Regions from separate parts of the Homo sapiens genome. Here all the other regions are linked to region 1. The links are chromatin contacts, found by Hi-C or POLR2A ChIA-PET in ENCODE. All regions are on one chromosome and are shown on one strand. The core of a region is the stretch at or near the end of the contact, and the rest is flanking DNA. Distances in the headings are between cores, read along the strand shown. Region 1 holds the start of CSNK1G3 (casein kinase 1 gamma 3). Region 2 holds the start of DTWD2 (DTW motif tRNA-uridine aminocarboxypropyltransferase 2). Region 3 holds the start of DMXL1-DT (DMXL1 divergent transcript). Region 4 holds the start of PHAX (phosphorylated adaptor for RNA export).

Evidence for each region. Hi-C counts contacts between places; a loop is a spot of excess contacts on that map. ChIA-PET counts read pairs that join two places held with the same protein, here RNA polymerase II (POLR2A). Pooled maps may share reads with other maps.
Region 2: a loop to region 1 is called in a map of CD4-positive, alpha-beta memory T cell, with 9 times the contacts of the local background. The contact joins the promoter of DTWD2 here to the promoter of CSNK1G3 in region 1. A Hi-C loop is called at or near these places in 1 of 168 maps with a recorded cell type or tissue (CD4-positive, alpha-beta memory T cell) and 6 of 50 pooled maps. POLR2A ChIA-PET finds 5 or more read pairs at or near these places in 1 of 52 experiments (T-cell).
Region 3: a map of CD8-positive, alpha-beta T cell shows a loop between it and region 1 (16-fold over the local background). The contact joins the promoter of DMXL1-DT here to the promoter of CSNK1G3 in region 1. A Hi-C loop is called at or near these places in 2 of 168 maps with a recorded cell type or tissue (CD8-positive, alpha-beta T cell and naive thymus-derived CD4-positive, alpha-beta T cell), 1 of 37 single-sample maps with no recorded cell type and 12 of 50 pooled maps.
Region 4: a loop to region 1 is called in a map of CD8-positive, alpha-beta T cell, with 10 times the contacts of the local background. The contact joins the promoter of PHAX here to the promoter of CSNK1G3 in region 1. A Hi-C loop is called at or near these places in 1 of 168 maps with a recorded cell type or tissue (CD8-positive, alpha-beta T cell), 1 of 37 single-sample maps with no recorded cell type and 14 of 50 pooled maps.

What each region holds. Positions count from the first base shown.
Region 1 is chr5:123,510,824-123,513,619 of GRCh38, forward strand. CSNK1G3 (casein kinase 1 gamma 3) reads left to right here and starts at 1,354. Exons shown (of 14, transcript NM_001364140.2): 1 at 1,354-1,747. RefSeq lists enhancers at 1,066-1,125, 1,286-1,495, 2,526-2,675 and silencers at 1,676-1,765, 1,936-2,005.
Region 2 is chr5:118,987,177-118,989,972 of GRCh38, forward strand. DTWD2 (DTW motif tRNA-uridine aminocarboxypropyltransferase 2) reads right to left here and starts at 1,371. Exons shown (of 6, transcript NM_173666.4): 1 at 1,118-1,371. The coding sequence starts at 1,335. RefSeq lists a silencer at 955-1,284.
Region 3 is chr5:119,069,531-119,072,326 of GRCh38, forward strand. DMXL1-DT (DMXL1 divergent transcript) reads right to left here and starts at 1,360. Exons shown (of 3, transcript NR_134250.1): 1 at 1,276-1,360. DMXL1 (Dmx like 1) reads left to right here and starts at 1,557. Exons shown (of 44, transcript NM_001290321.3): 1 at 1,557-2,126. The coding sequence starts at 2,040. RefSeq lists silencers at 1,324-1,403, 1,714-1,993.
Region 4 is chr5:126,599,493-126,602,288 of GRCh38, forward strand. It overlaps PHAX (phosphorylated adaptor for RNA export), which reads left to right and starts at 1,455. Exons shown (of 5, transcript NM_032177.4): 1 at 1,455-1,566. The coding sequence starts at 1,471. RefSeq lists enhancers at 537-1,386, 1,387-2,234, 2,235-2,796 and silencers at 1,293-1,502, 1,623-1,872.

The DNA.
Region 1 (2,796 bases), core at 104-2,603:
CACAATTCTGAGCATGCATACATCTTAGCTGCTTTTGAGTCTCCTACAGAATGATGGTGTGGTAAGCATGGAGCAAAGCTCTTATCACTACCCTTCTAAGGCTGGTGATGCTAGTCACTTCTTAACTTCCAGTTTGGGGAAGAAGTGAGAAGAGAGGTTTAAAAAAAAGGCACTGTTGTATTACAAACCAAAATCAAAAACAGATTTCTATACTAACTACCCTTCCAAAGGTAACACATTAGCTATACCGTTAATCTAGCAAAGCAGGGAGGAAAATGAAGGAGTGCATTTGTTTCATTAGTCTTTTCGTTTTGAGAGGTAGACAGGAGAGATAGAGATACACAAGACTCAAGTTTCTTGATACAGTAAGTATATTAAGAATATAAACGGGTTTGATAAAATGAACATTTAAAAAACATGGCACCAGGCTGATTCTTCTTCCTGCACACCTTAATGCCTAACTTTTGAAAGGACTTGAGACATAAGAATCACAATTTTAAAAAATTATAGTTTCCATGCCTTCATGGTGGATCAATTTCCATAGAAGTCTACCAAAATGACTTATCTCCATCCCAGGGAAGCAACTGCAAGAGGGAAAATGAAAGGAATGCAGTCTTTCTATGTAGGCAGAGTGGACTTAAGTGTGAGTCAGAAACACCGATTTCAGTTTGTGCGCTGCAACTTGATAACTTGGGTGATGTTTGGCTTCTCAGAACTTTGGGAGGTGAATTTGAAAAACAGGTAATGCCACACTATATAGTTCAGAGGATTACCTCAGCTTACAAACAGCAAATGAGACGCAAATGTGAGCCATAATTCACATTTCTAAGCAGTTGGAGCCCTGATATGGCACTGGGGTTACAAACAAGCGGGGAAAAATGTCAACCCAGTGATGTCATACTCCTAGGCCGGGCCCTAAGATTTTTTTGGAACCTGGCGGGCTGAGCACAACAGGGAAAGCCTCAGCACCCTGACTTGGCACAATGGTACCCTTAAGGCTCTTTGCTCACTCAGTTCTTAGTAGCTCTCCTAAAGCATGGTGGTGTTCTCTTCCAGTTCTCTGCGTAGACTTTGCTATGCTTCTCCGCCCACTGCTTCATCCAGAGAAACACTCGTATCCACAGCCTCTCCCCACTTTCCCTCACGCACGGCTCTAGAAAGACGGGGATAGGGCGCGGCTTAGGCTTTATACACCTTGCCAGCCAATGACCGCGCCGTCTCCTTTCCGGTCGGCGATCCGACCAATCCAAGAAGGTTGGTGCAATCTTCGGCTCTACTCGGCTGTTTTCGCTGATGCGGGCAGCTTGGGGGCCGCCGCCGCTAAACAGACGCTTTCCTTTTTAATTTTTTTTCCATGTGTTCACTTCCGGGTCCGGCGTCGATCCGGATGCCCGAGGCAGAAGGATGTTTGACCTCCGGATAAGCGAGGCGCTGCTGTGCATTCATTCCGGGCTGCATCGGTGGCGACAGCAGAGGCTCGGGCGGCGACTCTCCGGCCAGCGGCGGCGGTAGGAGGCACCAGCGGCAGTGCAGGGACCGAATCCGAGCAGCGCTGCGTTACCTCTCTCTCTCGCTCCTTCCCCCCTACCTCGCTCGCTCGCTCGCTCGCTCCCTGCGTGGCTCGCTTTCCTCCTCCGGCCGCCGGCGGGTGTGATGTGCCGCCGCCGCTGCCCCCGCCGGCGCTGACGGACTGGGGGCGCCGCCCGCGCCCGGGACCGACCCCTCTGCTCGCGGCCGCGCCTTTGAGGTAAAGCCCCCTGCGCGTAGGTGCTCCGCTGCCAGCCCCGGCCCGGCGGCTGCCTCGGCGCGGCCGCGGCGCCCTCCCTCCCGGGTGGGGCTGGGGTCCCGGGCGGGTGGGGTGGGGTGCGGCGGGGGCGGCGCCGCAGGCGCGGGTGTCGGGGGAGGGGTGGGCGAGGACCATGGCGGGTGGCCCGGAGGCGTGGGCAGGAGGGGGCCGCGGTCGGAGGCTGAGGGCGCGGAGGGCTAGGGGGCAGCGGGGGCCGCGGGTGGCGGGTCGGGCTGGGTGCAAAAGTTGCCGGAGTGGTGCGGCGCGACTGGGGCGGCGAGGGAGGTGGGCCAACTGGGCCGGCGGGGGCTTCCTTAGGAGAGATTGGGAGGTGGGGAGTGTCGCCCACGGTGCTCCTTGACTGTGTCCAGACAATTACCTTTGGAGTAGGGGCTTCAGGCAGGAAGGAGGCATGGATAGGCTGGGAGGAGGCGACGGGGGCCAGCGTTCAGCTCAGGGATAAACTTCCCGTTGGAGTGTTTAAGGGGTTGGGTGGGGGGACACAGGGATTTACCTGTTTCTTAGAGCTTTGACTCAGCTCAAAACTTAACCAAGACATTAGTCAAAGGTTAGCAAAATCACTCTGATGGTTACTCTCATGGTGCCGGTTTGTTTGTTTATCCCACATGCAGGGGAAGTGACACTGAGAAGCATCGGGTCTCTTGGTCCACAGCCTCCACATTTCTTTTCAGCAGGATGAGGAGGGAGATGTGTGTCTACTCGTGGGGTGGGGGTAGTGAGGCCTGTGTCATGGTCATTCCCCTTCTCCCACCTCATGTTTTAGGGAGGAAAAGTTCAGATGGGGGAGAGAGTGAGTGTGCCTGTGTGTGTGGGAGACAGCTACTGTTGATACACTGTGTGAATTACTTTCAACTCTTTTGTAGTAAGCACCCAGGCTGGTCAGTGGCTCCTTTTAAATCTTCTATTAAAATATTTACTTTAAATTAGAGAATTAAAAATGTACTTATTTTTAATGAATTAAGAAAATAAGTCATTATTTTACTTTTTGC
Region 2 (2,796 bases), core at 121-2,620, 4.5 Mb before region 1:
AACCCCCTCAGACGACTTGTTTAAATTAATTGTATTCACAAACCCCTATGTTCAAATTCACAGTCCCTTCTAATCACAAATTTTCCATCCTCCTCAGAGGTTTACTGAGCGTCAACTATACATAGTACATTTAGAAAATATAAAAACATTCTACATTCAAGATCCTTTCCTCTGAAGTCTTACAATCCAGCCCTAGGAAAAGGTCAAAATGTCCAAAGTGTGATACTCCAAGTATTCAAGCAGTAAAGATCTTCAACCATATTCAGTCCTTCTGTTCCCCTTCTTGGAATGCTTTTCCCCTGGCTGGATTCTTCTCATCTTTCAAATCTCAGAGATAGTTCATGACACCATTGAGCTATTTTCTACAGTAGCAACCCATTCCTTTCCTTCACTGCTTTTTTCCCAGTTTGTAATTACATATTTGATTGCTTGTTTGCTGGTTTATTATCCGTATCCAGTAAGAGAATACTCTACAAAAACATGAACTCCACTGCATTGTCAGTGATTACCAAAGCACTCAATAAACACCTGATAAATTAATGCACAGGTCTGGTGTTCCGAAGAAAGGTCTGAGCTAGACACACTGGGATATAGATGATAATTTACCATGAAAACTGATTTTATAAATTACCAGTGGGACGTATGTAGGGTTTGAAGAGAACCTAGAATGAACACCTGAAAAGGCCCTATATTTAGAGTTCTGGTAGGATAGGTAAAGGAGACTGTCTCTCTCCTCCAATCCACTTTATGCTTTTTAACTGTGATATAACTATGCCACTTAAATATGACTGTGTAACTATTTTACAAGTATTACTGTCATCACCCCTTACTTCCCCTATTGGACGCTTAAGTTTCTTGGAAACAGAACTGATGTCTGCTCATCCCATGATACGCTCAGCATATTGCAGGAAGTAAGGTTAGATAATCATGAACCTGGAAAAAGGGCTTCTTACTAGGTAGCTGTGCCTGGCATTTCCGAGATTTCCAACGTGCACCCGCCAACTCCGCCGCCCTAATCGCAGAGCTGCCCGAGCCGCCGACTCCCCGGCAGGGGGCGCCGCACCCTCCTCCGAAGGCCGCTGCCGGCTGCAGTCCCCGCCCCCAGCCCCGCGGTCACCTGCAGCGGGTGCACTCAGGCCTCCGCTCGGCCGGCTCCACCGGCAGCTCCCACAGCCCGTCCGCACTGTCGTCGTCCGCCTCTGCGCCCAGGGCAGCCGCCGCCGGCACTGCGCCGCCCTCCCGCCGCTCCTTGTCGTTCGGCGTCTGAGAGCTTGAGGCCCCAGAAGGCCGCGCAACGGGCTCCTGGAGTGTTCGTGCCTCTTTCTGCGACTCCATGGCGGACACTCCGGTCAGGCCGTGGCATTGAAGCCCGGCTGCCGCCGGGGGGCGCCACGCGCTGTAGAAACCGGCCCGCGCCGCGTAGCGCAATGCCCGCACGCCACGTACGGGGGGCGGGTCTCCGAAGCCCAGGCTGGAGGTCCCACCCTGCCGCTGGGAAGGAACGAGCCCATTGGTCCGTGCCCAGTGGGACCGTTCACCTAGAACTGGGTAGGCAAGTGTGGGCAGTGTTGGAGTGCTGGTGAGGTTAAGTAGCGTCATTGGGAGAGGTAAGGGAAACCTCCCCGAGAGGACCCCAGTACCAAGCCCGAATTTAACTCCTTTAAAAGTTAAAATAAAATGGAATTCTGCATTTTCCGCCTTGGGATGGCAGTTTAAGAATTTGCAGGATTTCCACGCGTGCATGCATCGCAGGTGCGGCAGCTGATGCACTTATTATTTAAAGGCCAACAAAGGAGAGGTTATATCCACTGGGAACTACTCACAGCTGGTCCGTTTCCTTATGTGAATTTCCTGCTCTTCTATGTCTTGTGCTAATAAGACATCAAGCATGCTATTTTACACTGGACACCAGATATTTGTTAAATTAGATTTTTAGATCGTCCCCGATCAGGAAGCAATAGGAGAGCTGGCCCGGGGTACCAATAGGTTTTATGTATGAGGAAACAAGCCCTAGAAAGGTAACGTTGCCCAGGTATTTAACAACTACTGGATACGGCGGTATATAGCACAGCAGCTGTTTTTTAAAAGCCAAAATGAAATCTATGTTAGAATGAAGGCAGAAATACTATTTACCCAAAATGGGTATCGAATTCCTTTTGTTTATTAATGCTTTGTGTTACTTCCAGCAATACACAACATTAAAACAGAATTAAGCTTGGTTTTGATCAATCATGTGAATTAAGCTTAGGAATCACAGTTGTCTTAACTCTATAGTTGTAATAGATTAAATGTGAGGCAAAGTAGACAACACAGTAATAGAGCAAATACTGTATTTCTTAAAATGTTTATTTCACATTAGATTTTTCAGTCATCTTAAAATCAAGTTTGTGAATAAAATACCGTGCTGTTTTCAACTATCCTACGTTCTTTCCCCCCGGAAACAGCACCTCTCTTTTCCTTTGGAGCGTCCTATGTGAGGGATAGAAAAAGGCTGAAACACCCACCTGGTGATGGACGTAGAGTGGGAGAAAGAACTAGCAATTATGCCATTTGGAATCGGAGGATAAACAAAATCCAGAAACTGTAGGAAAGGAGATGAATCAGAAAATTCATCTTGTCTGTAGATTTAGGTTGGGGAACCAATTCTTTAACTGCCAAAATTAAATTCTCATGTGACTTATCTTTAAACGAAAGGAAGCTGCTCATCTTTAATTTCAAGAGGTGAAATGTGCTCAAGTCCTCTAAGGTCCCTTGAGACTCCCAATTGTGTGGTGTGAGAAGACAGATGATAAGGAA
Region 3 (2,796 bases), core at 110-2,609, 4.4 Mb before region 1:
CAACAAAAGGGGGAGTTTCTTTATTTTCTTTTCTCTCTTTTTTTTTTTTTTTTTTGACTTTCTCTCTTGTTGCCCAAGCTGGAGTGCAATGACACGATCTTGGCTCACTGCAACCTCCGTCTCCCAGGTTCAAGCGATTCTCTCGCCTCAGCTTCCCAGTAGCTGGGATTACAGGCGCGTGCCACCATGCCAGGCTAATTTTTTAATTTTTAGTAGAAACTGGGTTTCACAATGTTAGCCAGGCTGGTCTCGAACTCCCAACCTCAGGTGATCCCCCCGCCCCCACCTCGACTTACCAAAGTGCTGGGATTACAGGCGTGAGCCATCGTGCCTGGCCTATTGGAGAGTTTTGAGGGTTGTTTGTTTTGAGACGGGATCTCACTCTGTCACCCAGGCTGGAGTGCAACGGGGGTCTTGGCTCACTACAACCTCTGCCTCCCGGGTTCAAGTGATTCTCCTGCCTCAACCTCCCGAGTAGCTGGGATTACAGGTGGGAGCCACCACGCCCGGCTAATTTTTGTATTTTTAGTAGAGAAGGGGGTTTCACTATGTTGGCCAGGCTGGTCTCGAACTCCTGACCTCGTGATTCACCCTCCTCGGCCTCCCAAAGTTCTGGAATAATAGGCGTGAGTCACCGTGCCTGGCCTATTTGGAGAGTTTCTATACACATTCATGCAACATTTACAGAACACCCTGAATGGGTGGGACTGGTGCGGTGCTAGACATTAAGGACAGACTTGTGTCCTGTTCCTCTGTATTCCAAAGAGGCTTACGGTATACAGGGGGAGACATATAAACAGATGTTTGTCAATTATAATACAAAACTTGTGTCAAAATACAATGAGAGTTGAATCTCAGTTTGTAGCTGTGACTCTGATCATTCTGGAATTCCTAGGTTCTTTTCCAAAACAAACGCTCAATGCAGGGCTGGTGTGTTGTTATTACCAGCACTATTTCAAATCACGTGTTAAGATAACTTAGGCTAAGAAAATACCACTTTCCTACTTGTCAAGTGTTCGAGCCTTTCAAAAACCATCCCGTTTAGGGACTTGGAAACACGCGCAAGGCTGGAGAAACCATTAAGCTGCTAACGTAGACGTTTCAAGGGTCACATTTACTCAAGAGACACTCAGGTCGCCCGGGGGAGCGGTGCATATTGGGACTTGTAGTCCTACCAGAACCGAGGAAACTGCAACTCCCTTTAGGATGCACTTCTCCCCTTTAAATTTTCTGGCCCAACAGTTAGATGACGCCCTAACCTAAAGCACAACTTACCACATCTCACTCATTCTGGGTTCATCAGGCTTCTGCCAGGCTTATCAGGTTCAAGCTCAAACGCACGGCGTTCTCCTGTAGAAGCCTCAAAGAGATTGGCTTATTCTCGGTGGTGGGCGGAGCCCTAGGTGGACCGGGGGTCGGGATTGGCCAGTTTCTGACTAGAAGAGGCGTTTTTATGTTCACTTGCTGATACGCACGCTGTGGTAAAAAAGTGAATTCTTTACCACAGTAGCAGCTGCCCCGAGCGAAGTCTCGCGATATTTCGGCCGCAGGGATCCAGAGGCGCGTAGTGAGTGGCGGAGGACTGTGGGGGTGGCGGGCACCGGAGCCGGGAAGGGACAGGTCAGGCGGGGAGTGCGAGCGCGTACTGCTTGCGCCACTCGGGCTGGGTCAGGAGCGGCTGCCCGAGGTCCAGAGGAAGTGTGTGGACAGCGCGGCCTTCCTGGCCGGTGAGTCGGCCCCGGGTCGTGGCCGGTGAGGGGACCCTGAGCTTCACCTGGGCTAGCGCGGGGAGTGACAGGTGCGCGAAGGAGCGCGGCGCTCCGCCCTCTCGCCGACCCGCCCCCTCCGGGCCTCGCCCTCCGGGGCTCGGGATGAGTCGCGGGCCCCAGCTGAGCGGCTCCGGCTCCAGGCGCCTGTCGCTGCTTCTGCCGTCGCCACCGAAGAGCGGCCGCCGCCCCTGAGGGAAGGAGGGAGGGAAGCAGCCGCTGACCCGTGGCATGAGCTGGATGCGGTGTCCGTTGCAGGACTAGGGCGCCGACATGAACCTGCACCAGGTGCTGACCGGGGCTGTGAACCCTGGCGACCACTGCTTCTCCGTGGGCAGCATTGGCGACCAGCGCTTCACGGTGAGTGAGGGAGGCCCTCGCGTCGCCCGTGGCCCGGCCTTTGCCCGTCATTCTGGGCCGAGCTTGGCCCAGAACGACGGGCAGAGGCGCGAGGTCTTGTCTCCCCAGGGGGGTCCTTACCACCCAGAACCCAGCAGACCTGGCCCTTGAGAACTAAGGAAGCAAAACCATGTCGGTCAGTGAGGTACTGTATGGAGCCTGAACTCAAGTTAGAATATTTTGTAGGATTTTTAAAGTTTTTGGTCTGTCTGCCTTGGGCCAGGGTGCTTTGCCAAAGTCGTTTGTTCAAAAATCTTTGTTGAGTAACGAGTTGGGGGCTTTTTTATACCATTCTATAGGTTCAAATTGTCAAATTTAGGAATAGTGGAGATTGGTTTCATTTTGTATTCTAAGTTAAGGTCAAGTATCTTTGTAGTTAAAAAGTGGGTGTCTCAAAACAATTACCAATTGTTTGCCATCAACAACTAGCCTTGAGAACAGTGTTTTTCATTTATTTTCTTTTCTAATTCCCTGAGAAATAACTTCGGAAAGAAAAAAAAGCCTTTTCATTTTTAAAAATATTTCTTGGATATTTTACAATAACCTGGTAATCCCAGGTTAAGGTTGCTTAACTTGCTTTTCATTGGTCACATATTGACAAGAAGAGGGCACCAAATTTCGGGCTACTTGT
Region 4 (2,796 bases), core at 205-2,704, 3.1 Mb after region 1:
AGGCCCAAGCACAGGAATAATTAAGGGCAGCTTGAAGGCTAAAAGCAAGATAGGGGTTGGCTAGATCAGATCTCTCCCACTGCCATAATTTTCTCACTGTTATAATTTTCGCAAAGGCGGGTTCCAAGATAACCCTTAAAGAATGGGGTGGGTTGAGGGAAGGGCCTCTCAGGCCGAGTGAACAGCAAATGCAGAGGCCTGGCCTGAGGAACAACAGGTTCAGCGCGCCAGCGGTTAGGCAGGGGGACACACTAGGACCAGTGACCAGATGCCCAGTCCACATGACCTTGTTTGCCATGTGGCAAAGTAAAACAGAGGTTCCTCTTCAAAAACTTTCCTCCCCGTCTAATTAGGAATAAATAGTAACTTCTCTTAAAAGCAAAATTTATTCAAAGATCTGTGCTAACATTCTTAAATATCTGCTAGCCATAATAAAAAAAAATGTACTTTATGTTCTTAGCTCCCACAATTTAGCCTAAATATTTGCCCTGGCATGCTTTTACTAGTCCAAGCAAGCATTAGGTCATAGCCTGTTCCTCTTCCTTATTTAAAAGTGTTTTCATCTTTCTCAGCATTCCACAAGTTACTTCCTCCTTCCTTTGTTCTCCTCTACCTTTGCCTCTTTTAAAAAGTTCTAAGTTGCTAGCCAATCGGGACAAATACAAAATGTGAGGTCCGGTCCAGCCAATAAAAACCAGCCACAGCAGTAAGGTAAACACGTCAGGTTATAAATGACCCTGTCTCCTTTTGTTCAGTGTACTCTCCTGGCAAAACTGCTGGCGAGTGTACCCTTTCTGCAGAAAGTAAAAATGGCCTTATTCAGTAAGTTAAATTTATGTTGCTATTTCTTTACGACACCGGAAAACAAACATTTCAAACACCATGCTGAGAACTCAGTCCTTGTTTTGGGGAGGGATGCACTTGGAAGATTCGAGCTAAGGTACAATCCTCCCTAGGTATCCGCGGGTCATTGTTTTCAGGACCCCCACAGATACCAACATCCGCCATGCTCAAGCCCCTTACATTATGTGGGGGTGCACGGTGGGTCCTTCCCATCCGCAGGTTCGGCATCCGTGGATGGGGAGTGGATACAGAGGGCGGACTATACAGCTTGAAAGGCTTCCCTGGAAGCAATATGTAGAGTGGATTGTGGAGGAGCAAGAACAGAAGCGGGGAGGCTTGTCCAGAGCATACAGGGGAAGGATGTACGGCCAAGGGAGGAATCCCAGACGACCGCGATACGTGACATATTTATGTTTGCACGAAAATAAAGTTTGGAAGAAAAGTGTTGGGGGAACAAGGGATTCATTTTCCCGGGGTAGTTGGAATGCAATGGGACGCCTCAGGCCGCTGGGACAGGCTGGCCTCCGCGCGGGGGCGCCCGAGCAGCCGAGCCGCCGGGCCTTCCGGCTGCCCCGCCGGAAGTGCTCTCCTGACCCGCCGCTGTGCAGCGCAGCGCACCGCGGGAAGATGGCGTTGGAGGTCGGCGATATGGAAGATGGGCAGCTTTCCGACTCGGATTCCGACATGACGGTCGCACCCAGCGACAGGCCGCTGCAATTGCCAGTGAGTGTGAAAGGAGGGTGGGTGATCGTGGCTGGGCGCGCGGAGCCTGGGCCCCGGGGAGCGCGCAGGCAGCGGTGAGGGTGAGGGGTGGGAGCTAGGAGCCCGGGCCAGAGCGAGGAGCCCAGGCTGTCGGGTCAGTGGCCGCAGAAGGGGCGAGCAGACGTCCCCCAGGCGGGCTCACGGAGCCCGGGCTGCGGGGGCCGAGGGGCGAGGGGCGACGGCGGCAGCGGCAGCGGCTGGCCGTGCGAACCCCGAACTGGCTGCTCCCTGCGAGGCGGGGCGCGCGAGCCCTGGCGCCTCCTGGAGGCCGGCTTGCGGCGGCCTCTTAGACGTCTCACCTCCGCCTACCGCTCTTTCTTTTCTAAACTTGGGGCTTCCCCACTCCATCGCCGCTAGGTAACCATAAAGGGGCAGATTTTGCCAAATATGTAGCATCTAGGGACATCAGCCTGAAACAGCCTGTGATGCTCATTTTCTCCCTGAGCCGAAGGGAGACTGAGGCCCAGGAATGAAGTTTATCGCTCACTCAAAGATCTGGTTTTCCATGTTTCCACCGAACCTAGCTTTGTCATGCGGTACCATGGCACTAGGCTTTTGCATTAGCCTCTCTGATTTTGTTTGTTGTTTTGAGGTGGTCTCACGCTGTTGCCCAGGCTGGAGTGCAGTGGCGCGATCTCGGCTCACTGCAACCTCCGCCTCCCGGGTTCAAGCGATTCTCCTGCCTCAGCCTCCCGAGTAGCTGGGATTACATGCGCCCGCTGCCACGCCCGGTTAATTTTTGTATTTTTGGTAGACGCGGGGTTTCACCATGTTGCCCAGGCTGGTCTCGAACTCCTGACCTCAAGTGATCGGCCTGCCTCGGCCTCCAAAAGTGCTGAGATTACAGGTGTGAACCACGGCGCCCGGCCACATCCAGCTAATTTTGTATTTTTAGTTGAGACGAGATTTCTCCATGTTGGTCAGGCTGGTCTCGAACTCCCAACCTCAGGTGATCCGCCCGCCTCGGCCTCCCAAAGTGTTGGGATTACAGGCGTGAGCCACCTCGCCCGGCCTAATTTTTGTATTTTTAGTAGAGACGGGGGTTCTCCATGTTGGCCAGGCTGGTCTTGAACTTCCGACCTCAAGTGATCCACCCGCCTCGGCCTCCCAAAGTGCTGGGACTACAGGCGCGAGCCACCGCGCCCGGCCCAGCTTCCCTGCTTTCTAAACGGGAATTTGTCTTGACTGCCT